3 separate regions of the Mus musculus genome follow, and all the other regions are linked to region 1. A link is a loop called in an ENCODE intact Hi-C map of the cell type or tissue named here. Cell type or tissue: gastrocnemius. All regions are shown on one strand.

Region 1 (8,000 bases):
GGGTCTGAAAAGTGAGGGGCGGTTTAGAACTAGACCTGTAGAATGAGGGCATGAGACGGAAACTTTGGGATCTAAGGAAGATGAGAGCTCTGAGGTCTCCATGGCACTTCCCATAGCTCTCCAGCCACTGGGGCCCAGTGTTCACTGTATGGCTGGGCCCGCTCCCTGCAGTGGTGCTGTGCGGCTATGAGGCGCTCCGAGATGCATTAGTACTGCAAGCAGATGCGTTCTCCGGCCGCGGGGCCATGGCTGTCTTCGATCGCTTCACCTGCGGAAACGGTGAGGCCCAGGGTGGGTGGAAGTGAGTACTAGACCCCTCAACTTGGTCTAAGGACCAGTGAAGCCGAGCAAAATGGGAGGTGCCTAATAAAGAATGGTGCTAATGAGGACGAGCTATTAGGCCTGGGGTCCAGTAGAGGTTCACAATGTAACCAATAGCAGCCTAAATTCCTAAGCCCTAAGAGCTGGTCAGGGATCCTACCCTCAAAGATGTCAGGCTGCGTGGTTTCAGCTGAGGTGCTTGGCATATGGTCTGGGAAGTGCAAAGCAGTAAGAAGTCATCCTTAGAGCGGCAAGGAAGCGAGCGACTAGGCCCAGCGTGGCCAACTCTTTTTTTTTTTTTTTTTGGTTCCCACTGTAGGCATAGTGTTTTCTAACGGGCCGCGTTGGCACTCGCTTCGCAACTTTGCACTTGGAGTGCTGAGGGAGCTTGGCGTGGGTAGGAGTACCATTGAGGATCGCATCCTGGAGGAGGCAGCATGTGTGCTGGATGAATTTCAAGCTACCATGGGTGTGGTCTGGCAGGGAAAGCATAACCACCTGGTTTGGGGTCGGGGGTGGGGGGGAAGGGGGGGATGGATGGAGCTATGTGGAGGAGGGACACAGCTTCTGTGTGAGGGTGCTAGAGGCTTGAGGACGAGGGTCTCCTCTGCAGATCTTACTAAATGTCACTTTTAGGGGACCACAGCTTGATTACTCAGAGCTGCTCTCACCCCCCAGGAGCTCCATTTGACCCCCAGCAGCTACTGGATAGTGCTGTATCCAATGTCATTTGTACTGTGGTTTTCGGAAAGCGCTATGACTATGGGGACCCAGAGTTCCGGAGGCTCCTAAACCTCTTCAGTGACAATTTCTGTATCATGAGTTCCCGATGGGCTGAGGTGAGAGGATGGGCTCCAATTTCTCATTTTACATGCAGCCTTGTGCCAAATTCCAGGGGCATAGCCCTACCTACAGTGGCTACAGATTTAATGACAAAGTTCTACAACACACAAAGTCCTGATTTAATTTTTCCACAAAGAAACCATGGCCTTGTCCAGGGCCCTATTAAGACCATTTCAGCAGGGTATGATGGCACATGCCTTTGATCCCAGTACTGGGAAGGCAGAGGCAGGAGAATCTAATTTGAGGCCAGCCTGGTCTACATATAAAGTTCCAGGTTAGCCAAGGATAGTGGGAATAAGAGAGAGAGAGAGAGAGAGAGAGAGAGAGAGAGAGAGAGAGAGAGAGAGAGAGAGAGAGGAGGGAGGGAGGGAGGGAGGGAGGGAGGGAGGAAGGAAGGAAGGAAGGAAGGAAGGAAGGAAGGAAGGAAGGAAGGAAGGAAGGAAGGAAGGAAGGAAGGAAGGAAGGAAGGAAGGAAAAGGAGAGGGGAGGGGAGGAGAGGTGTGGAGCAGAGGAAAGGAGAGAACCCTGTCTCTCCAGATATATAATATGTTCCCATCCTTCATGGACTGGATCCCTGGGCCCCACAACCGAATATTTAAAAACTTCCAAGAGCTCCGACTCTTCATCTCTGAGCAAATTCAGTGGCACTGGCAGTCACGACAGACTGGGGAACCCCGTGACTTCATTGATTGTTTCCTCGACCAAATGGATAAGGTACCAGTCCCTGCTACCCTTAACCATACCCACCCTGCCAAGCAGCAGGCATTAGAGCACCTCTGTCCATTCCCAGGAACAGCAGGACCTGGAAAGCCATTTCCAGGATGAGACACTGGTGATGACTACTCACGATCTTTTCTTTGGTGGCACTGAAACCACAAGCACTACTCTACGTTATGGGCTCCTCATTATGCTCAAGTACCCTGAGGTGGCAGGTTTGAGAACTGGGTCCATCCCTCCCCTCCCCCTAAGTGAAGAGAGGGTGGCTGGGGTGGGATCTCAGTAAAGCACAACTCAAAGCCTCCAATGACCGCAGCCAAGGTGCAAGAGGAGCTGGACGCCACTGTAGGTCGGACCTGGGCCCCTAGAATAGAGGACCGTGCCCGCTTGCCTTACACCAATGCGGTGCTACATGAGATCCAGCGTTTCATCAGTGTGCTACCACTGGGGCTGCCCCGGGCCCTCACCCGAGACGTAAACCTCAAGAACCACTTCCTGCACAAGGTGCACATGGAGCCTGGGAATTCTGCACTGGGGAGAAGGGGACAATTCAGAGACTAGGTTCGGTGAGGGCTAACACAACCAGTACCTGGGGCTCCCTCCCAGGCTCTGCCAACCACCTTAGGGGCTGGGGTGTAGCTATGTGAGATCACTTGCCCAGCACCGCAGGGCCCTGTGTTAGGTGCCAACAACAGAAAGAGTCTGGGTGAGGGGCTCACACTCAAGTCTGTGGGTCACACTGTTTTACCCACAGGGCACATTCGTGATTCCCCTACTTGTGTCTGCACACCGGGATCCCACCCAATTCAAGGACCCTGACCATTTCAATCCCACCAATTTCCTGGATGACCATGGCGAGTTCCAGAACAACGATGCCTTCATGCCCTTTGCCTTAGGTCTGGGGTAGGAGGGAGGGGACCTGAGTGGCTAGCACTGGGGGACTGGCAGGGGCTTGCTCATCCCACACCTGCACCCACACCCACAGGAAAGCGGATGTGCCTGGGTGCTGGCCTAGCCCGTTCCGAGATCTTCCTCTTCCTGACGGCTATCCTGCAGAAGTTCTCCCTGCTCCCTGTGGGAAGTCCTGCCAACATCAACCTTAACCCACAGTGTACTGGTCTGGGTAATGTGCCCCCAGCCTTCCAGCTCCGCTTGGTGGCCCGCTGAGCTTGGGCTTCACTGGTGATCTCAGTGGCCCTGATATCCTTACCTGCCCTAACTGTATGTGTAAATCTCTTTACAGAGAGGAATACAAGTGTGTGCAGCTCTGAGGTAAACTTTTATTTCTTGGCTGGCAGAACCTCCATACCCATGCTCGTCATGGCACCCTACTCTGCCCAGACAGTGGCAGCCCAGTCCATACACTGCCACAGCCAAAGGGGCTGGGGAGTCACTTCACATTCCAGGCCGGAGGAGTGGGGACGAGGGTGAGATGACACCCACACCCCAACACACCTTTCCAGCAAGAGGCCATGACTCACCTCAACCCCAAATCCTGCCTCTTCTCAGCTCTACACTCAACGGACCAGACACAGCCACCAGTCATGACCGCCAGCCACACTGGCCACTGCCCAGGTCAAAACCCAGCACCGCTCGCTCACGGGGCAGCAGAGGTCTCTCCTTGTTGCTCCTCAGTGATACTTAGTGCCCTCCACACCACACAGTACAGAGGCAAGCCAGAAGCAGCAGCAGTGGCAGGAAAGGAGCGGGCACTGAGGCAGGAGCTGCTGCTGGTCCACGCAGCTCTGGGGCTGGCCATTAGGTAGGTGTAGTTGGCTGTGATACTGGTACTTGAACACCTTTCTGTCCCGATGCTGAGGATGAGAGGAAGACAAGAAATTGTGAATCACTAGGAAGGGACAAAGAAGCCAAAAGAAACCTGCGAAGATGGGGAGAACATTAACAGAAAAAAAAAAAAAATGGGTCTCAGGTAGGGGATACCAGGAAAGTAGGCAAGAACTGGGCAAAGGGACTGGTGAGAAAGACCTGTGGGAGCGGGCTGGCGGCAGTGCTGGCCTAGTGTGGCAAAGGCCCTGGGAACCACTCTCAGCACCCAAGGGGGTAAGAAAGGCTAAGGACCTGGCAGCACACAGGGACTAGGAAGGACAAAGGAAGAAAGCACGTACCTAGCTGATACTTGTCTCTGGCTGCTGCCCGTTCCTTGGCATCAAAATACCAGACAGTGATGGCGTACCTGAAAAATTGGGCAGTCAGAATGACTTTTCTGCCATTCTAGAGCCACCTCAGCTGACACCTCCACCCTTGCAGGTCCCACTTAGGCCCTCTCAGCATCTCATCACTCCCCTGTCAACTCTGGGGACTGGGGACAAGCTAAGAAATGTTTGGCACAGGGGAAGCAGCTGGACAATCCCTAAAGTACAGGTCATACCTGGTGGCATAGGCTGGCTTCACCTCATGTGGGTTCCGTCGGTCAGACCAGAAAATGAGCAACCGGTCAAAGAGTGGCTCGATGTTGGCTACCACTGGCCGACCCTCGGGGAAGATCTGCAGCAGGCCGCCATGCACCTGGGGGCAGGCCAGATGAGTCTACTGGTGAAGCCTGTAGCCTGTCTTACACCGCACCCATGTGCCCACCAGGGGGCGCAGCGCCAGCACACATCACTCCCTCCCAACACTCAGGCCCTTAAAATGAATGACAGCCCAGAGTCTACATTGCCATGGAGATGGGCAGGAAGCTACTAAAGACAGGAAAAGGGGGAGAATGTACAAGTCTGGGTGGGGCTAAGCAGACGGCACCATTCCCGGAAAAGAGGGAGGGCCCACAGTCAGCTAAAGAGGAGCCAGCAGATGTCACTGCCCTGTGAGCTGAGGAGTGGAGGGCAGGATCCCAGCTGGAACATAAGCATACCATCCCAACCCCAAACCCTACCTTAACATCCCAGTTCTGATTCAGGTAATAGATACAGGTGATGCAGCGCCCATCGCCGTGGGGATTGTCAACATGCCTCACGTACCCGAGCCCATTGCCTGGATAACACGCCACCATGGCCTGGTAGAAATGGAGAAAGGTGGTTTACTGAGACCAGGCAGAGGGAGTTCCAACCCAAGAGACCTTTGTCCTCCTTCAGCCAGATTCCATCCTCAAGTTCACAGAAATCTAAGCTCTTTTGCTTCAACAAGCCACACTCCCACCTCCATCCCCACTCTAGAACCAGAGGGACTCAATGTGTAAATGATGGTTTGTGCTTGTTAGAGAGATCCTAACCTTAGCCATGTGTAGTGGTGTGTGGTACACACCTGTGATCCAGCACTAAGCATGCAAGCTTTAAGGCTGGCTTCAAGTACTCAGTGAGAGCACAGAATCTCCTAAGTTTTGAGATATGGAGGCTCCTTGAGTCTGGAGCCTCTTCGAGTTAGTTCTGTTAGGGTTCGAAGAAGGTACAGCCTAGATTTTTTTTTTCAAGGTTCTCTCAGGTGACTCCACTGTGAAGTCATGCTGACTTGACCACACTTGACTACAGTCTCCAGCTACAGGATCTGTCCCGTGAATATAGGACAGGAACCTGACCTAGAACTCCAGCTCCAAGCATGCTGCACACTGCTGCCATCCCCAGTCCTCCAATAGGCCTCACCTACCCCTCTGTAAAATGGAGTTGATAAGCACCGCCCATTAACAACATCTCAGAGGCAGGCCTCCACCAGGTCTCATGTCTGTGGCACAGGGCTGCCTTAGGGTTCCAGATTTTCCCTGTCTCTCAACCAGACAGCCAGGGCCTGAGGGTATTTGTTACCAGGAAGCTAACAGACAAGGCCCAGCCACCTCTGCAGACCCAATATGCAGGGCCAAGTCTCTGTAGCCAAATGAGCTGTGGCACTGGGGAAGGAAATTAAGTTCCCCACTCGAGGTAACGCCACTTGACAGGATGCTGAGAACTGAACTAAATTGTGTGCATCTGCAAAGATACAGCGCCTGCTGCTCCAGGACAGAGAACTGAAGCACAAGCTGAAACGTTACAAAGTCAGAGTCGCCCCAGTGCAACTCCATTGGGAGAGTTCACAGTAAGCAAAGTGAAGTAGTTAGCATGAGAACCCTTTGGCTTTTGCCCAGTCAGCAACCATCTCTCTTGATCCTGCCACTCAGGTACTACTCTGCAAGCTGGGGTTCCCTGACAATGCTCAGCTACACTTTTGGGTCCAACCTAGCCCAACAAGACAACCATAGAAAACCACTCCTAATCAGACCCATCAATGTGTGTTGCTGAAATAGGAGGCTTACCCAGCACTCCATGAAGGTTACTTCAGCCCTACATCCTCCTCTCAAGACTCTCCTCTACCCACTGACCCCAGGGTTCACCCCGCTGGCACACTGAAGCCCTCCCTGCATCCCATCTATACACCCGACCCAGCACACACCCTACTTTGGGAAAGAGCCTTAGTAAGGCCACACAGCAGTAATGAGCTTCACTACCAGGGTACAGTAAGTGACAAGGTCCCCAGGGAGAAAACCTGGCCTCTGAGCTCAGGAGGGCAAGTCTTCCCTGCATGACTTCTGCAGATGGGATGGCCCTCTAGGCAACCACTCACTGGGAGGAAAGCATGTGGCTATGGCCTGGTGGCTTGGAAGCAATGAGTCACTGATTAGAGATGGGCAAGGCCTCCTGAGCTGGAAATCCAATCAGGGCTCAAGCAGGTTCTTCGAACTGATGGGGACAGCAGACAGTGCTGTACTACCTTTAATCAATCCCCGCACAGCACTACACACCCGGAAAAGTACAATCCCCACCATAGGGCCAAGACCACCGGCCTGCAAGTTCTGACTCTCCCTCTGCTCCAAGCCTCAACACACCTACCTTCTCCCCACCTCAAAGCCTGCAATCCTGTCTGTGTTATTTTAACAGGTCCCTAGACCTTAGCACAACTAGCATCATGTTAGGGGAACTGTCCTGACCTCAAAACCTAGCATATAAGAGACCCAATACCTGTCAGAACAGAACAAAGATGTAGCCCATGGTTCCAAGAAAATCCTAAATGCACCAACCTTGCTCTTCTGTCTTGGCTTCTGTAGTTCTGCTTCTTTCTAAACTGAAATGTGCCAACCAGAACATGCTGTTTGTGCATAAAAGACACACAGCTGTAAGGCTCAGGGTTGCATGATCTAGGCAAGCTCTGCACGCAGCTGACAGGCAGCAATGAAACCTTTTGGGCTTTAAGAGTGTCTATGTGGTGGTCTCTGGTGGACTTGTCTCACCTCACTACTGCTCAGGACGCAGCATCTAGGTGGCTGTCCAAGAAGCTCTGGGCCAAGCCAGAGTACCCAGGGTTCTACCTGCAGTATCAAAGTGCTGCTCTCAACAGCGACACCCCGCCCCCCCCCCCAAGGAAAAGTTTCAACCACAGGGACAGCAGTAGAGTGACAAAGAAACTTACTCTCCAGGATGCCGGAATCACCGCTATTGGAATAATGTACCAAGGACCATACCATGCCACACACAGCATTATCAGAAGCCAGTGACTCAGTCAGACAGCAGGCCCTGCCTCCAAGCTACAATTAAAGGGGCAAACTACACTAGCTGGACCCTCCCTGGGGATCCCTCTGCTCACCCTGATGCCAGTCAATTCCTCCAGCTACAAGTCCACAGAGAAGAGACAGGGAAAGAAGGGAAGGGAAAGGCAGAGGAAGAGCTCTGCTCAGGAATGACCTAGGCTAGGTTACTACTGGTCAAGGCCACACTTCTGGCCGGTCTCCTCACTGCCACTGCCTCAGATCACTTCAATACCCCCCAGTCACAACTCTCGAACACAGTAAGGGAGGCTACATGTGGCCCTTCCTTTGTAAGTGGGAGAGCATGGAGTTGCCATGTAGAGTGCTTGGGCTATAGCTCCCTCTGTCCCTCTGACCAATCTGACCTGTTCTTTCCTCCCGAGGGATAAGAGCCACTTAAAAGAACCTGACTCTTAGCCCTCCACAGTCCTAGCTCAGGTCCTGTCACTAACACAGGTGGGAGGAGGCCCCACCTATCCCTTTAAATTGCTTTCCCAAATTGCTTGAGTAGCCAGGCACTTGAACCAGCTTTCTCATCCTCTGAGGCTACAAAGCTATGTCCCAGTCCCTGGGTGCTCAGCTCTCCTGGTGTCCCCACTGACTTCCCTCCTGCAAA
Region 2 (8,000 bases), 120 kb after region 1:
TTTATTATATATAAGTACACTGTAGCTGTCTTCAGACACTCCAGAAGAGGGCATCAGATCTCATTACGGATGGTTGTAAGCCACCATGTGGTTGCTGGGATTTGAACTCTGGACCTTCGGAAGAGCAGTCGGGTGCTTTTACCCACTGAGCCATCTCACCAGCCCCTTTAGCAGTGTTTTTTATTCCCAGAATAGGTACATTGTACCTATGTGGTTATATTTTGTGGTGTGTGTGTGTGTGTGTGTGTGTGTGTGTGTGTGTGTGTGTGTACAAATGCTTGTAGAAACTAAGGGTCAGCTAAGAGTCTTATCACTTTACACCTTAGTTTTGTTTTGTTTTGTTTTGTTTCTTTCTTCTTTTTCATTTTTTTGGTTTGGCTTTTGTTTTGTTTTGTTTTGTTTTGTTTGTTGAGACAAGGTCTCACTATGTAGCCCAGGCTCTTCTGGAACTAGCTCGGTAGACCAGGCTGGCCTCAAACTCAAAGAGATCCATGTGCCGCTGCCTTTAGGGAGTCCCCTTGCTGTAGACATCCAACCTGCAGGGGGCGCACATCTCTCCTCCGTTCATGTCCGGGCAACATTTCTAACCAGGCCACCTCTCCTGCAGGGTGAGAGGCTGAGCCATGCTGTGGGCTGCGCGTTCGCCGCCTGCCTGGAGAGGAAGCAGCGACGGGAGAAGGAATGCGGAGTCACCGCCGCCTTCGACGCCAGTCGCACCAGCTTTGCCCGTGAGGGCTCCTTCCGCCTGTCGGGGGGCGGGCGGCCTGCGGAGCGCGAGGCAGGGGACAAGAAGAAAGGTGGGTGCTGCGGGCCAACAGGGGGCGCACATGTGCATCTAGGGATCCCCGCTGAGGAGTGAGTGTTTAGGGCGCCAGTGGCCAGGGTTGGTAAGGTTTGCAGAGCAAATCTCAATATTCTTAGTATTCTACAGATGGGGGAGGGGGTGGAGGGTGGAGGGGACGCGACGCTTACCATAACACATTCTGTTGTCTAAGTCAGGAAGTCAGTGAAGCAGATGATGTGCTGTCCCAAACCCTTAACCCCAGCACTCAGAGGCAGAGGCAGGTGGAACTCTGTGAGTTCAAGGCCAGCCCGATCTACAGAGTGAGTTCCAGGACAGCCAGGCCTACCTAGTGAGACCCTGTCTCAAAAACAAACAAAAAATAGGTTCTTGTTGTAGCCTCTATCCCTTGGACCTAGGTTCGATTTTCAGCACACACATAATGGCTCACAAGTATCTCTATGTCCTGTTCCAGGGTATCCAATACCCTTTTCTGGCCTCCCAAGACACCACACACACATGGTGCACAGGCAAAACACCCACACATAAAATAAAAATAAAGATTAAATAACTTCCAAAAGGCATGAAGATTGTTGTCAGATGCCAGGATTGTTTACGATGGGAACTGTATGCAAAACGGTTCTGATTTCCAGGGACAGACCCAGCAGCGCTGGAGAAAGCCCTTCACCGTTCCCACAGGCAGAGGGGAGTTTACCATGAGGTCGGCCTGTCAGCCTTACTGACTCTCACACTCATTGTGCTACCAGCTGACTCCCAGCCAGTGACACCATCTTTCATGATTAGCGCACCTAGCCTGGCAGCAGAGGCTGGCGCACACACTGAACTCAGTTCTGCCTGCACTGATCTTTCAGGAAGCCCTGGGGGAGGTAGCCCAGGGACACCAGCCCAGAGAGGGCAGGGGACTTTTGAAGTAACACAGCACTGAGGTGGGAAAGAAGGTCATTTCCTGTTTCCAGCCTGTCCCAGGGTGCTGCCATGGCACCAGGCCAGGCCTGTTACCTCATGCTGGAAGATGGAATAGAAGCCCCCAGAGTAGCTGAGGTATCCCAGCTATCGCTGTGGTGAGGCTCTGGTTTGAAGGCAGGCAGTGTGTATTTGTGGGAGGGAAGGTAACCTGCCCTTGAAGAGCCTGCAGTTTGAAGTGTAGCGTCCCAAGGTTTTGCAGAGGGCAAGGAACAGTCCCAGGGTGGAGAGAACCCAGGCTGAGGGGTTAGAAGGAATTGGAAAGATTCGGAAAGGATAAAGTGAGCCAAGCCAAGTCTAGCGTCACTAGTCGCAGCTGGAGAAAGGCACAGAGAGGGAGACATCCTTGAGGGAGACAGAATAGCAGAGAATAGAAAAGGAGAAGCGGGGAAGCAGAAAAAGACAGATCAGACCACCGGGAAGGGCAGGTGGACTCCAGAGATGACGTCAGTCAGTCCTCTCAGCTTTCTTGTTGTTGTTGTTGTTTTTGAGAAACAAACGGTTTCTCATTACACATGGTTGTGAGCCACCATGTGGTTGCTGAGAACTCAGGACCTCCGGAAGAGCAGTTAGTGCTCTTAACCGCTGAGCCATCTCACCAGCCCCTCCTCTCAGCTTTCATACCTGTAAAATAGTGATAGTCTTGACCGCATGAATGGTTGTATGAATTGGATGAGTTAATGCTTGCACGGTTCCTGAGTTTGCACGGCTCCTGAGCCTTGTCTTGTAGAGGTTCATGTGCTAAGTGAATGTAAATTGTTAGGAAAGGAGAGAGTGGGCAAGGGGGAATGAGAGCAGCCGAAATGGAGCAGGCTAGAAAGTTAGAAATGGAGGGCCAGGCCAGAGAACGATTCCCCCAGCAGCCTACAGAGGAAGTGGTCTTAGCTTGGTGGGAATCATGAACTTTTCAAAGTCGTGGCTATCCTGTTTTGAGGACAGGATGTGTGGTGTGACAAGGTAACACCGGGGTGACTAAAAGGGCCAGGTAGGGCCGAATTTTAGTTCAGTGGTAGGGTATTTCATAGAACTCAGGAGCTGAGGGTGTGGCTCAGCGGTAGAGCCCCTGCCTGGAGTGCCCCAGTGACAGGTTGTGGGAGTGGCTCAGGGGTGGAACTCACGCCTAGTATTCTCCAGTGAGGAGCTGGGGGCGTGGCTCAGTGCTAAAGTACTTTCTTAGCTGGGTATTGGTGTACTCCTTTAATCCCAGCAGAGGCAGACAGGCAAGATCTCTGAGTTCAAGACCATCCAGGTCTACAGAATGAGTTCCGGGACAACCTGGCCTGCACAGAGAATCCTTGTCCCAGTGGGAGTTAGGGACAAAAGTAAAAGCAAATTACTTTCTTAGAATCCTCCAGTCTGGGTCTGGGCTATAGCTCGGCATAGACTGTTCAGCTAGTATACACAATAATACCCTGGGATCCATCCTCAGCTCTATAAACACAAGACCAGTTGGGTCTGGTTTCAATGTCTTAATTAAGGAAACTAGCAAATGTGTCCGTCTCTTGTGTCTCTAGCCGAAGCAGCAGCTGCTCCTGCTGTGGCTCCTGGACCTGCCCAGCCTGGGCACGTTTCTCCGACACCAGCCACCACATCCCCTGGAGAGAAGGGAGAGGCGGGCACCCCAGTGGCTGCAGGCACCACTGCTGCTGCCATTCCCCGGCGCCACGCACCTCTGGAGCAGCTGGTTCGCCAGGGCTCCTTTCGTGGGTTCCCTGCCCTCAGTCAGAAGAACTCACCTTTCAAACGTCAGCTGAGCCTACGGTTGAATGAGCTGCCATCAACACTGCAGCGCCGCACGGACTTCCAGGTGAAGGGCACAGGTGAGCCCTGGGGTCAGCAAGAAGGAGCATCAAAGTCAATCTGCACAATCTGATGGGGGCCAGGGACAGAGGAGAGATGGGATACACTGTGATTGATTAGCACTGTCTGCTGCCTGGGGGCAAAAGGTTAAACACATGGACCATCTGATGATTAACAAGGTCGGCCATGAGCAAAGAATAGAAGAGCCGCTTGCACAAATCGTGATTGATAAGTCATGCCTGCTGTGGGTAAAGGATAGAAATGTAGTACAGTCAAGATCAGCTAATAATGTCTGCCGTTATTCAGGGAAGCAGGCAAGGTGGCACACATTTTATCTGCCTCGGGCAGGCAAATCTACCATGGGCAAGGGAAAGATGGCTCAACAGTTAAGAGCACAGGGTACTCTTCCAGAGGTCCTGAGTTCAAGTCTCAGTTACCGCACAGTGGCTCACAACTGTCTATAGTGTGATCTGGTGCCCTCTTCTGGCATGCAGCTGTACATGCAGATAGAACACTCTTAACATAAAATAATTAAATCTTTAAAAGAAGAAGAGAGGCAACATGGATGTCTTTTTTATTTTTGCCCAGGATGAAAGCACCATTAATTATTTAGTGCTCTTTCCAAACATTTGATCAATAGATCTATAACATGTATCAAATGAATGTTAGAATGATTGCTCTGGCTTAGGGAAAGCGAGGATTGGAATAGATTAACAATGTCTGCCTTGGTCAGGGAGAGGGGTAGCATACATCATGATATCCTGATTTGTGCTATGAGCCTAGAGGTCCTTATGGAGTGTGGGAGTGGGTCACACAGTTAATTAGCAAAACTTGCCATGGGCCAGGCAGAGAAGAAAGCCACAGTATGGTCTGTGTTTGCCTAAAGGAGATCTTGAACAATGGATCCAGATCTTGAACAATGGAATTACAAGATCTGTCCAAGTAATGGGCACAGTAAGCAAAGAGCACAATGGAGGTGGAATGGTGGGGAGCATTGGGTTTGATTAGTAATGTCTGTCATGGGCCAGGGAAAGAAAAGAGGTGCTCTCTGTTGTAATCTAAAAAAAATACCTGAGCGAAATATGCTGGTACATACCAGTATTCCAGCACCCCAAAGGCAAAAGGCTCATGATTCCAAGGCCAGCCTGGGCTACCTAGCAAGATCATGTCTGTGAAAGACACGTGTGCTGTGGGCCAGGGAGATGAAAGACTTGGTACAACACCACGCTGTTGCCATAGGGAACCAGACAAGAGGACTGTGCAGAGGTCTTGAAAACCATGAGTCGGACCCTTGCTACTGCTCCCACGTGTGCGTGGGACCCCCGGCTGCCATGGCTGTGGAGATGGGTGTGGGAGGGTGTTGGTTCATTTCTGTCAGGCTCAGAGGGGGTGACAGTGCATACTGAGAATGGTCCCGTGTCCGGCGGCACTCCTAGGCTGGCTGTCACGCACCTGCACATTTGCTGGCCACGCACAACCTGACATCAGACACACGCGAGTTGTCATGCGTGAGCTTGGGATGGCTCCCCAGGCTCAGTCTGGAGCCTTACACTCCTGTGGCCAGTTGCACACTCACTCAAGAATGAATGGCCACACTGAAAATTCACATTCTGACATCCACGCCGCAGACACTGGACGTCACACACTCAGAGTTCCATGTGTGCAGAAGTCACGTGCACTCTGACGCCACACATACACCAGAGTATGGACTCAGAAAATCATGTGCACAGATTTATACACTTAAAATGCCACATACTCTTAGCTTCACACAAACCCAGAAACTCCCCACATGCAGATTCACACAAACACGTAGCTGCATTGCATAGGAAGATCTCAAGGGACAGCACACATCTGAACCTCTATCACACTTGGAGGTCACACCCTCAGACCCTGCATTGCCCCTTTTTATGAGAACTGCATGTGTCCATGAAGCTCTCATAGAAATCAGTGAAAGAGCTCCACATGCCACCATGCCAGTCTGTGGCTTATCTGAATGGTGTCTCCACTCCTTCAAGTCTCTTCTGAGAACCATGCCTGTTCTAGGTCCCCTGTCTTGCTGGCATAATGACATCTCCACCATGATGATGCATGTGTTAGGCCGGGCTGGGGAGGTGGCCGGCGGCTTATTCCTCTACCACATCGTAGGATATATGATCCCCAACAAGTGAGCATCAGTGTGGCTGTCCTGGAACTCACTCTGTAGACCAGGCTGGCCTCGAACTCAGAAATCCACCTACCTCTGCCTCCCGAGTGCTGGGATTAAAGGTTTGCGCCACCACACCGGGCTAGAACGCACTGTTTAATTAATGCACATTGTCAGTCGTCTTCAGAGTCTCTTCTGCTTGGGTGCACTTAGATCTTGAGATCCTGGTTTGGGATTCCCATGGCCATCGGTTATCAGATGCCACCTACTGGCTTTTACTGTTACACTGCTCTCTTGTCACACACATCCATGCGCCCAGTTATTTTAGTGACCTATGTACCTCTGGAAGACAAGGAGTCCAGGCCATACAGGTGTCCTGAAGACCCAGAGGAAAGGCAGGGTTGCAGCAGAGCCTCTTTCTCACCTCCACCATTCTGTGACCTCACAGTGCCTGAGATGGAGCCTCCTGGTACCGGGGACAGCGATGGCATCAATGCTCTGTGCACACAGATCAGCTCGTCTTTCGCCAGCGCTGGGGCCCCAGCGTCAGGGCCACCACCTGCCACAACAGGTAAGCCCTTCCACTGAGGAGTCCCTCATTTCTGTCTTTCCTTTGCCCATGAAAGGCCATCTTGGAAATCCTAGATATCTGGGGTGGCCCAGGGTTAGAGCCTGTGACCTGTGGATTGTCTCACAGTTGTGGGACCACTTTAGAACCACTGTATTGCCTTAGGACTGTGGGACCAATGTAGAATTAGAAATCATCTTATGGGCTGAACAGGTGGCTCAGTAGTTAGAAGCACTGATGCTCTTCCAGAGGTCCTGAGTTCAATTCCCAGCAACCACATGGTGGCTCACAACCATCTGTAATGGGATCTGATGCCCTCTTCTGATGTGTCTGAAGACAGCGACAGTGTACTCACATACATAGAATAAATAAATAAATCTTAAAAAAAGAAAGTAACCCCAGAGCCTTAGCAAAGTACAAACTTGAGGCAGTAGGATCTTCCTGCGTTAGGGTAGTGCAATCTGGGGAAGACATGTGCTGTCATAGAAACTTAGCCTCTGAAAATACTAGAAACACTAGAATTGAGGCTGGAGAGATGGCCCAGCAGCTAAGTGCACTGCCTACTCTGCCAGAGGACCTGGGTTCAAGTCCCAGCACCCGTATGGCAGCTTATAACTGTGTTTAACTTTAGTTCCAGGTTATCTAACACCCTCTCAGAGACCCATACATGTAGGCAAAAATACCAATGCATATAAAATAAAATTCCCTTTTAAAAGAAATACTAGGCCAGCCTACATAAAGAAACCCTGTCTCAAAAAACCAAAAAAAAAAAAAAAAAAAAAAAAAAAAGATTGGAAAAGAAATGCTAGAATTAAGGTGACATTTAGAATTGTTAGCATCAGACACAGCACTGGCCAGTGACGGGCAGAGGGCTGTGTGGATGTCAAGCAATGAAAGCATTGATCTGGTTACACATTTCATCAGGGGCTGCCGAGGCTCAGAACTGTAGGGTCTCCTCACTGCACACCTGTTAGGAGTTAAGTCACCTGGCCAAAGGTCAGGACAGCGGGTGAGGGCTGGGATTCAGAGACAGCCTCCTCGTAGAACCTGGGCTCTGATCTCCAGGCCACCCTGACTCCTAGCCTGGGATTCTTCATGGCAACCTGTACCCTTCACTACCCTCTCTCCAGGGACTTCTGCCTGGGGTGAGCCCTCCGTACCCGCTGCAGCTGCCTTCCAGCCTGGGCACAAGCGGACACCCTCTGAGGCTGAGCGATGGTTGGAGGAAGTGTCCCAGGTGGCTAAGGCCCAGCAGCAACAGCAACAGCAGCAGCAGCAACAACAGCAGCAGCAAGCCACCTCCGTGCCACCAATGCCCACCATGGCCCCCACCCTTCAACCCTTTTCTGCCCCAGTGGGGCCCTTTGACACTGCAGCTGCCCAAGTGGCTGTTTTCCTGCCGCCCACACATATGCAGCCTCCGTTTGTGCCCGCCTACCCAGGTCTGGGTTATCCACCAATGCCCCGGGTGCCTGTGGTGGGCATCACACCTTCACAGATGGTAGCCAACGCCTTCTGCTCAGCTGCCCAGCTCCAGCCCCAACCTGCCACACTGCTTGGAAAAGCTGGGGCCTTCCCCCCACCTGCTGCACCCAGTGCCCCTGGGGGCCAGGCCCGTCCGCGCCCCAATGGGGCTCCCTGGCCCCCAGAGCCAGCGCCTGCCCCTGCCCCTGAGTTGGACCCCTTCGAGGCCCAGTGGGCGGCACTAGAAGGCAAACCCGCTG
Region 3 (8,000 bases), 97 kb after region 1:
GCTGCCATGCACTGAGGAGGAGGAGGAGGAGGCAGGTGAACCTGTGAGCTCCAGGCCAGACTCTAGTATAATAACAGTATTAACAACTAGCGACTCCCACCACTTAGTAATATTACAAGTACCATCTGATTGAAAGTGGCCAGGGCTGGGGCTGGAGAGATGGCTGCTCTTCCAGAGATCCTGAGTTCAATTCCCAGCAACCAATGGTGGCTCACAACCATCTTTAGAGAGAACTTGTGCCCTCTTCAGGCTTGCAGATATATATGCAGCAGAGCACTCATACATTAAATAAATAAAAATTTAAAAAGAAAACAGAAAGAAAGTGGCCATGGCCACTTGGAGCCCCATTATGGACAGGCGAGCTTAGAGACAGACTGTCCAATCCAACAGGCCTGTGAGTGGCAGGTGGTCTGGGCCACCCTGGCCAGGGCCTCGGCGTGCAGCCTGCACCTCACAGGAAGCTGGCACTCTCAGGGGATGCTCCCTCCCCGGCTTTGTCCCTCCCTTTCTCCCTCCTAAGTCAGTCAGTGGCAGCGGCTGCACAGACCAGCCCACCTGTGTCTACACAGCTTCTGTGTCTACACAGCCTCTGTGTCTGCACAGCTTGGGCTTTCCATTCATCTATCTAGTTGTCAGTCCGACATTCTCTGACTGCCCATTGGTGCCCAGCTCTCTTCTGGATGATACTAGTGACAGAGTTCAGTTTGTGTGCCACAGCAGTGGGACAGTGTCTTAGTTAAGGGTTTCCATTGCTGCAAAGAGACATGACCAAGGCAACTCTTACGCAGGCAGGCATGGTGCTGGAGAAGACTTCTACATCTTGATCCAAGGTAGCCAGGAGAAGAAACTGACTTGCAGGATGATAGGAGGAGGGTCTCATGATCGATCCACCCTCACAATGTCACACTTCCTCCCACAAGGCTACACCTCCTAATAGTGCCGCTCCCTGGGCTAAGCATACACAAACCACCACAGGCAGTAAGGGCACGGAGGACTCAGGGCTAGGCTGAGGGAATGGAAGGCATTGTAAAAATCTAGAGGAACCTGTCCCAGCTTGAGGATTCAAGGAAGGCTTTCTGGAGGAGGAGACATTGAACTGAGAGCTGAGAGATGCACAGGACCAATCAGGAAGAGGCTAAACGGATATCCAGATAAACGTATCATGGCAGGAACCACTGCTCCAAGGGCTTGGTCTATTATCATGGCAGGAAGCATGGGGCAACAGGTGTGTTTGAGCTAAATGCTGATCCACAAACAGAGACAGAGAGACAGGGCCTGGCATGGGCTTTTGACATGTCAATCCACACCCCACCCACCCCTGTGTGACGTGACATGTTTCTTCCGACAAGGTCACACCTACTCTGACAACATCTCTTAATCTTTTTTTTTTAAAGATTTACTTATTTATGTATGTGAGCACACTGTAGCTGTACAGATGGTTGTGAGCCTATGTGGTTGCTGGGAATTGGATTTAGAAACTCTGCTTGCTCTGGTCAGCCCCGCTCACTCAGTCCCTGCTCACTCCGGCCCAAAGATTTATTTATTATTATATCTAAGTGCATTGTGACTGTCTTCAGATGCACCAGAAGAGGGCATCAGGTCTCATTACGGGTGGTTGTGAGCCACCATGTGGTTGCTGGGATTTGAACTCAGGACCTTCGGAAGAGCAGTCAGTGCTCTTACCTGCTGAGCCATCTCTTAATCTTTCTAATCCTTTCGAAGAGTTCCACTCTCTGATGACCAAGCATCAAGTATATGAGCTTATGGGGGCCATTCTCAAATGACCACAGAGGGAGTTAGGAAGATCCCTTGTGCATGGTGGTGCTTCCGAGGACAAATGGTCATTTAGGGGCCAGAGAGCTGGCTCAGTGGTTAAGAGCACTTGCTGGTCATACAGAGGACCAGGGTCTTAGTCACGGTCCTCGTGCTGTGAGGAGACATCATGACTGAGGCCACTTGTAAAAGAAAGCATGTGCTGGGGTGAGTCCATGACCATGGAGGCAGGAGGATGACAGCACCCAGGTTAGCTCTGTAGCAGTAACCAAGAGCTCCTATTTGATCTCCAGGCAGGAGGCAGAGAGAGCTAGCCCAGCCTGGTGTGGGCTTTTGAAACCTCAAAGTCATGCCCCAGTAACACACTTCCTCCAACAAGACCACATCTCCTAGTCCTTCTCAAACAGTTCTACCAACTGGGGCCAAGTGTTCAGTATTCAAACATACGAGCCTGTCAGCCATGCTTTTCCAAACTGCCACACCGAACCTCAGCACCCAACGCCCATAAGGGCTCATATCCGTCAGAAAGCAGGGCACCAAGAGCCCTTCTTTGTCCTTCACACAGGGGCCTGAAGGAAACTTGTATTCTGATTAGACAGGCAGGAGTTGGGTGGAGCCAAGACATCCTGGGCCCTGCCTTGGGCCCCTCTGGAGTAGGCGTTCTCACCTCCTGAGCCCAGAGGAGCTGTGAGAAGTTACAGAGGAGCCCCCTGGAGGGAGACCCTGTAGACATAGGGCCATGGCGAAAATGGCCTTGAAGACAGGAGAAAAATGTCTGAGACAAGGCTGAAGGCTCTGGCCTGAAAACTTTTAAGAGCACCTCTAGCTGTTGATAAGGACAAAGACCCAGTGACATATAATACCATGCCCACACCCCACACTCACGCGCACATAGGACATTGAGGCACAAAGCCAAGGCCTCCACAAGTACTTGAACCGCCCTATCTCTTATCAACATTGTCTTCCCAAAACTTGGGTCACCTTAACCTCTTCTAATTAAAACAAAAACAAACAAGTTTTAGATGGATGGGATGGCCTATAATCAGAGTGCTTGGGGTGCTCAAACAGGGCAGGAGTCATAAGTTCAAGACCAGCCTGGGCTTCATATGGAGACCTGATTTATTTGTTTGCTTGTTCGTCTTTAAGTGTGTACACACATGCCCTCATGCACCGTGGGGACACATTGGGAGGTCAGGGGAAAATCTGCCGGAATCAGTGGGGCCTGAGGACCAAATTTAGGTCATCTGACTTGTCAGCACCTTTATCAGCTGAACTCCCTTTAAAAAAAGAAAAAGAAAATCAGCCCATTTCTATGGAACCCTAACAGATGCCCAGACAAGTCACAGGCAGGGGAACCTATAATAGAATTGATAGATCCGTCCCGGGCCACCTCCCAAAGGCAGTGTGGTACAGTGTGTCGGGGCTGGACAGGTTCCTTCCTCTCCCTGCTCTGAGCCTGCCTCTTCTGCACAGGGACCCTGGCACCCAGTGACAGCAAAAGTAGTCCCCAGTGCGACAGATACTTCCTTTTCAGTCACAGTGCTGAGGCCACACAGTGACCCCATGCAGAACCCATTCCACAGATGAGAAGGCAGAGGCCCAGCTACAGTTTCTCTAGAGTCTCTAAAGCCAAGGGAGCTGTGGTGCTTCAATGCCTCCCTCTGCAGGACTGGACAGGAACTGAGCTCTGCAGCAAGCATCCTGAGTGCCTTGTCTCATGGCCAGTGCCGCTGCACCCAGCTCAAAGTCCAAGGGGGAGGATGGCCCTCGGGCAACCTAGGATGCCATTCCATCCTTGTCTAGTGTCTGGAGCCATAAACAGATGTGACACTCTACTCTGGGCCACCCATGTGGCAGCTTCCAGGCAGGTCTGCATTCCCACTGGATGACAGAGCCCCTGACCATTTCCTCCTGCAGGCTCTCCAGAGGGAGATAGAGCAGGGACAGAGTAGGGGGAGGGAAGCTTCTAGGTGACAGAGTGTACCCAGGTAGAGAAAAAGGTGACCCAGGTTGGGCAAAGTATCTCCTCCCCACTTCTCTCCCTCCCCCCTCTCCTTAACAGTGTTCCTTGGTAGTCCAGGCTGGCTTTGAACTCATAATAGTGACCCTGCCTCCTGAGTACTAGGTAGGTAGATATAAGTACTGCTCTACCCTTCTGGCTAGTATTTCCTATTATCTAGGCCCTCCCTTGTAGCCTGGTGTGATGGTACAGACCCCTAAGCCTTTAAATCCGGGCTAGTGGGGGCAGGAAGATCAGGAGTTCCTGGTTATCAGCTACACAGTGAGTCCGAGATAGTGTAGGCTGTATCAGACTCTGCCCCAAAGCAAAAACCAGAACCCCAAGCCTCCCTTGACCCACGGTGGGCTTTGCCCTCTGACATTCCAGGTGGTGAAGGCTGCAGCAGATGGAGACAGAGATCGAGTTCTACAGAAATCCCAGGACCTCAAGTTCCTTACAGGCTTTGAAACCAAGGTTGGTTGCCCCTGAGCAGAAGGGAGCTGGTTTGTTTGTGGCTGTGTTTTCTTTTGGGAACAGATGAGCCGCATAGCTCTAGTAAACAACTGGAGAAAGGGTGGGGATCTGGGGGGAGGTAGAGACTTCTATCCCAGGGCAGTGAGATTACTAAATGCACTAGCTTATACTGAGGAGCCCCGGGGTGAAATGGAGGGTGCTGCCACTAAGTGGGGGAGGCACTATTTATCTATTCTAGAGATCCTGGGTTTGAGGAATAGAGGGGTTACTTGCCTGAAGAAAGCAGGGGCTCCTGGAGACAGGGGGTGCTGTGGGTAGGGGGTGACTACTTACAACTCCCAGGGGATCTTGGGCCAGTAATGCCAACCTTCCAGCACTGAGCCACGCCCCCTAGGCCCTCACTGGTGAATTCTAGGCAAGCTCTACCAGTGAGTGAGTCACGCGGCAGCCCTTGCAGCTTGCCTCTTCAGAAGTAATCAGAGGACATTATGTCCGTCTGGATGCATCTGCCATCCCCACCCTAGGCATTCTCTGACGCCCACGTCGAGGCAGTGATGATCCTGGGGGAGCCCTTTGCTGCCTCAGGCCCCTACGACTTTGGGGCTGGAGAGACTGCTCGCCGAATACAGGGCCTCATCCCGGTATTGCTTCGGCACCGGCTGCGCCCACCGCCTGAGGAGACCTATGCTCTACACCGCAAGCTAGCTGGGGCTTTCTTAGCCTGTGCCCGTCTCCACGCCCACATCGCCTGCCGGGACCTCTTCCAAGATACCTACCACCGCTACTGGGCCAGTCGCCAGACACTGCCGCTGCCAGCAGCCTCCTGACTAGGGACCTCCCTGCCGACCCCACCATGACAGATTCCATCCAGGGATACCAGCTCCACAGCAGGCAGTCCCCTCCTCCTCTTTCTTGGTCTCCAGAACCTAGTTTCTTGCCTTGGATCTTTGGGCCCCTGGAGTTAGCTCCCTGATCCTAAGTGAGCAACCTTGAATTCTGAGGCTAGGAGCCAGCAGAATCCTGCCACCATCTAAGTGAGCCTTGGGTCCACTCTCATGTGAAGGAGACGCCCCTCGGCCCCAGGTCTTCCAGGATCTGCAGGGGAGATGGTGGCTGTTGGGGGCGGTCCTCACCTTTGCCTCCCTTGCTCCTCTACCAGCTGCCTTCTTCCCGGGTTCCAGCCTGTGTATTGGAGGGTGGGGGTGGGTGCTGATCCTTTCCTCCGAATAAAGGCACCCTTTCCCTGCCCCCAGTTCTTTTCTCTCTGTGCTAAGGGGGAGGAGCTCACAGGCAGCTCCAGGTGCAGATGGCCAGACCCCCCACCCCACCCCCTTGTCTAGGGCCATCTGTTGCAGGGAACCTCCTCCGCCCCCCCCCCCACGTGCTGACCACCTGCTCCAAGGGCTGTGGCAGCTGAGAAGTACCCTTCTATCACATACTCGCCCCCCCCCCCACCCCCCAGCTTCAGGCTCCCTCCTGTTCCTGACAACCTCGCCTTTGCTAATGGGCCCTAATGCCCCTAACAGCTGCTCTGCCAAACCTACAGGACAGGGGTAGGGGTGCAGCTGAGTCCAGAACTAGGACCTGGTCTAACCCAATGCCCACTTCTCGCAAGCCAGAGTGATCTCCCTCCAGGACTCCAGGGTCTGTTTCTTTTCCTTCCCCTCCTCTCCCCTCCCCTCGCCTGCAAAAAGTGCCTCGTCACCGCTTCTGCCCGCCCCCGCCGGGCTGGGAGAACCGTGGGGTTAAGCAAGATTTGAGGACGAGGCGCCTCCCAAAGCAATTCTTCAGAAGCAGAACCATAGGGGATCTGAGGTCAGGGGTTATGGAAGCAAATAGAACCTGCGCCTCAACCTGAGAGGCACTCCTCTAGGGATGCGTGCAGGTTCCCGCAAGGCCAGACCAAGGGGCGGGGCGGGCCGGCCTTTGCTTGGGAGGAGACCCGGTAGTGTTTATGTGGGGGCGTGGTCTGCGGGAGGGCGGGGTTATCTTTTGCATATACAGCAGGCGGCGGGCCAATGGGCGGGGTCGGGGCGGGGCGCCGAGGGAGGGATGCTCCCCCGCCCCCGGAACGGAATCCTCCCGGGAGCCGAGCTGGCTCGCGCGCTTGCATCCCGCACCAGCCGCCGGCCCCGGGCCGGGCCCGCGTCAGACCGAGCCGCCGCCACCACAGCAGCAGCAGCACTCGGGAAGCCGGGCCCAACCGGGGCCGCGGGAGGCGGGGGCGCCCGGGCCCTGGATGTCCCGCAGCGCGGCGGCCAGCGTGAGAAGGGCGGGCTCGGGGGGCTCGGGCCGGGGGCGGCGCCGCTGCTGATGTGGCGAAGGGTGGGAGGCGGCAGCAGCGCCCGGATGGAGAGAAGATGCCAAGGCTGGAAAGGGTGGTCCTGGGTGGGGGTCCGGGAACAGGTTCCTGGCAATCCCAAACCTGCCAGACTGGGGTCTGGTCCAGCACAGGCCATCTCTGCGAAGGCCCTGAAAATAGGGATCCTGGAATACAGATTCCCCCCAAATCATGGACAGGGCTACATAAATTCTAGGTAAAACTCCCTGGGCAAGGTTTGGCGTTCAGGGTCCGGATACGGTCCCCTTTATCAAGCTGAGGCCTTAACTGAGCCGATTCCAGACAAAATCAGTACTCTTCCCTGCTAGAGGGTTTCTTTGAGCACAACAGCCCCCTGGGCGATGTCTTGAAGATGAAGTCCCTGGATAGAGCTGCCAAGGCTAAGGCTCTGGGGGATGGGGGGGCGGTTTCCAAGTACTGTCTACTCCCTGGGGTCCTGGATCCAGCCTGTCCCCCCAAGCCCTTGGGCGGTGTCCCAGGCAAATCCCCTTCTCAGAACAAGGTCTCTGTGTCTGAAACTCCACCCCAGCGTGAATAAAATAAGGAGAATTTCAGGCATTCCCCTACCCCACCTCCACCCCATGCTTAGTCAGGGGTCTCAAGACATTGGTCTCCTAGGCCACCCCTTTTGTCCCTAGGGCTGCTCAGCGTCTAAGAGAGGCCCCACCCGGAGACAATGCTCAGCTTTCCCTTGCCCCCCAGGCTCCAGGATTCAGCCTGGGCTGGGGGCGGCTCCCCAGAGACGGGTGGAAACCTGTCTGTAGCCTCTGTGGTGACCAGCGGCTTTGTGTGGTTGTGTGTGTGTGTGTGTGTGTGTGTGTGTGTGTAAGGGTTGGGGATGTGGCTAGAAGTGTGATCTGGTGTTTGTGTGACTGTAGCTGTGTGTGTGCTTGCATTACAGCTGGCAAGGATGAGGTATCCTGCGTTGTCTGCCTGCATGCTTGTGGTTGGATGTGGTGATGTCTGGTGTGTGTGTGTGTGTGTGTGTGTGTGTGACCGTGGATGTGATGGCAGCCGTTCACTGTTCAGACTCCTGTACTTTTTAGACTGTGTTTAAATAGATATGCATATGTCTTTTTGTGAGACCCTGTGTGTATGTACCTTGGTATGTGTCAACATCTGTGTTGGGTTTGAGGTTGGACTTCTGTGTGGCTGACTGAAGATGTGGGTGGAGCTGTAACTGTGTGTAAGTAGAATTGTGACTCTGACCATGTGTGACACAATGTTGTGCTTATGTCTGATTTTTGTACTGTGTTCATTGCGACTCTGGGTGTGCGACTGCCATTGTATTTGAAGTCACATCGTGCCTGTGGGGCTGGACCTCTGGGAAGGCAGTGTATATGACGGTGGTTGTGTGTTCCTTGCCATGTCTGTGTATGTGACTGGGGTTGCATAAGTGACTGTCCACCTAGC

What was found. Peaks named below come from ENCODE experiments on the same cell type or tissue, not always from the same donor. Only the 100,000 strongest peaks of a DNase experiment are listed, where the experiment ranks them.
Region 2: a loop joins it to region 1, with 5 times the contacts of the local background. A loop is called at or near these places in 9 of 42 quality-filtered maps.
Region 3: a loop joins it to region 1, with 2.3 times the contacts of the local background. A loop is called at or near these places in 2 of 42 quality-filtered maps.

Annotation. Positions count from the first base shown.
Region 1 is chr7:27,155,517-27,163,516 of GRCm38, forward strand. It overlaps Cyp2t4 (cytochrome P450, family 2, subfamily t, polypeptide 4), which reads left to right. Exons shown (of 10, transcript NM_001100184.1): 3 at 117-279; 4 at 641-790; 5 at 1,000-1,160; 6 at 1,702-1,878; 7 at 1,955-2,096; 8 at 2,198-2,385; 9 at 2,636-2,777; 10 at 2,867-3,048. The coding sequence ends at 3,048. It overlaps Egln2 (egl-9 family hypoxia-inducible factor 2), which reads right to left. Exons shown (of 6, transcript NM_053208.4): 3 at 4,772-4,891; 4 at 4,271-4,407; 5 at 4,008-4,075; 6 at 3,142-3,695. The coding sequence ends at 3,640. Among named protein-coding and RNA genes, the nearest start is that of Cyp2t4, 5.8 kb to the left of the region's middle. In gastrocnemius, a CTCF peak has its summit at 4,477 (motif pointing right); DNase peaks (open chromatin) are centred at 201, 733 and 4,481; H3K4me3 peaks cover 2,971 bases; H3K27ac peaks cover 3,800 bases.
Region 2 is chr7:27,273,348-27,281,347 of GRCm38, forward strand. Numbl (numb-like) reads left to right here. Exons shown (of 10, transcript NM_010950.2): 7 at 608-797; 8 at 3,280-3,585; 9 at 6,157-6,279; 10 at 7,407-8,000. Among named protein-coding and RNA genes, the nearest start is that of Numbl, 19 kb to the left of the region's middle. In gastrocnemius, CTCF peaks have their summits at 537 (motif pointing right) and 4,042 (motif pointing left); DNase peaks (open chromatin) are centred at 589, 751 and 1,777.
Region 3 is chr7:27,252,453-27,260,452 of GRCm38, forward strand. It overlaps Coq8b (coenzyme Q8B), which reads left to right. Exons shown (of 15, transcript NM_133770.2): 14 at 4,160-4,246; 15 at 4,771-5,497. The coding sequence ends at 5,073. Numbl (numb-like) reads left to right here and starts at 6,309. Exons shown (of 10, transcript NM_010950.2): 1 at 6,309-6,509. The coding sequence starts at 6,486. In gastrocnemius, a CTCF peak has its summit at 3,441 (motif pointing left); DNase peaks (open chromatin) are centred at 3,384, 4,695, 5,025, 5,603 and 4 more places; H3K4me3 peaks cover 3,279 bases; H3K27ac peaks cover 3,401 bases.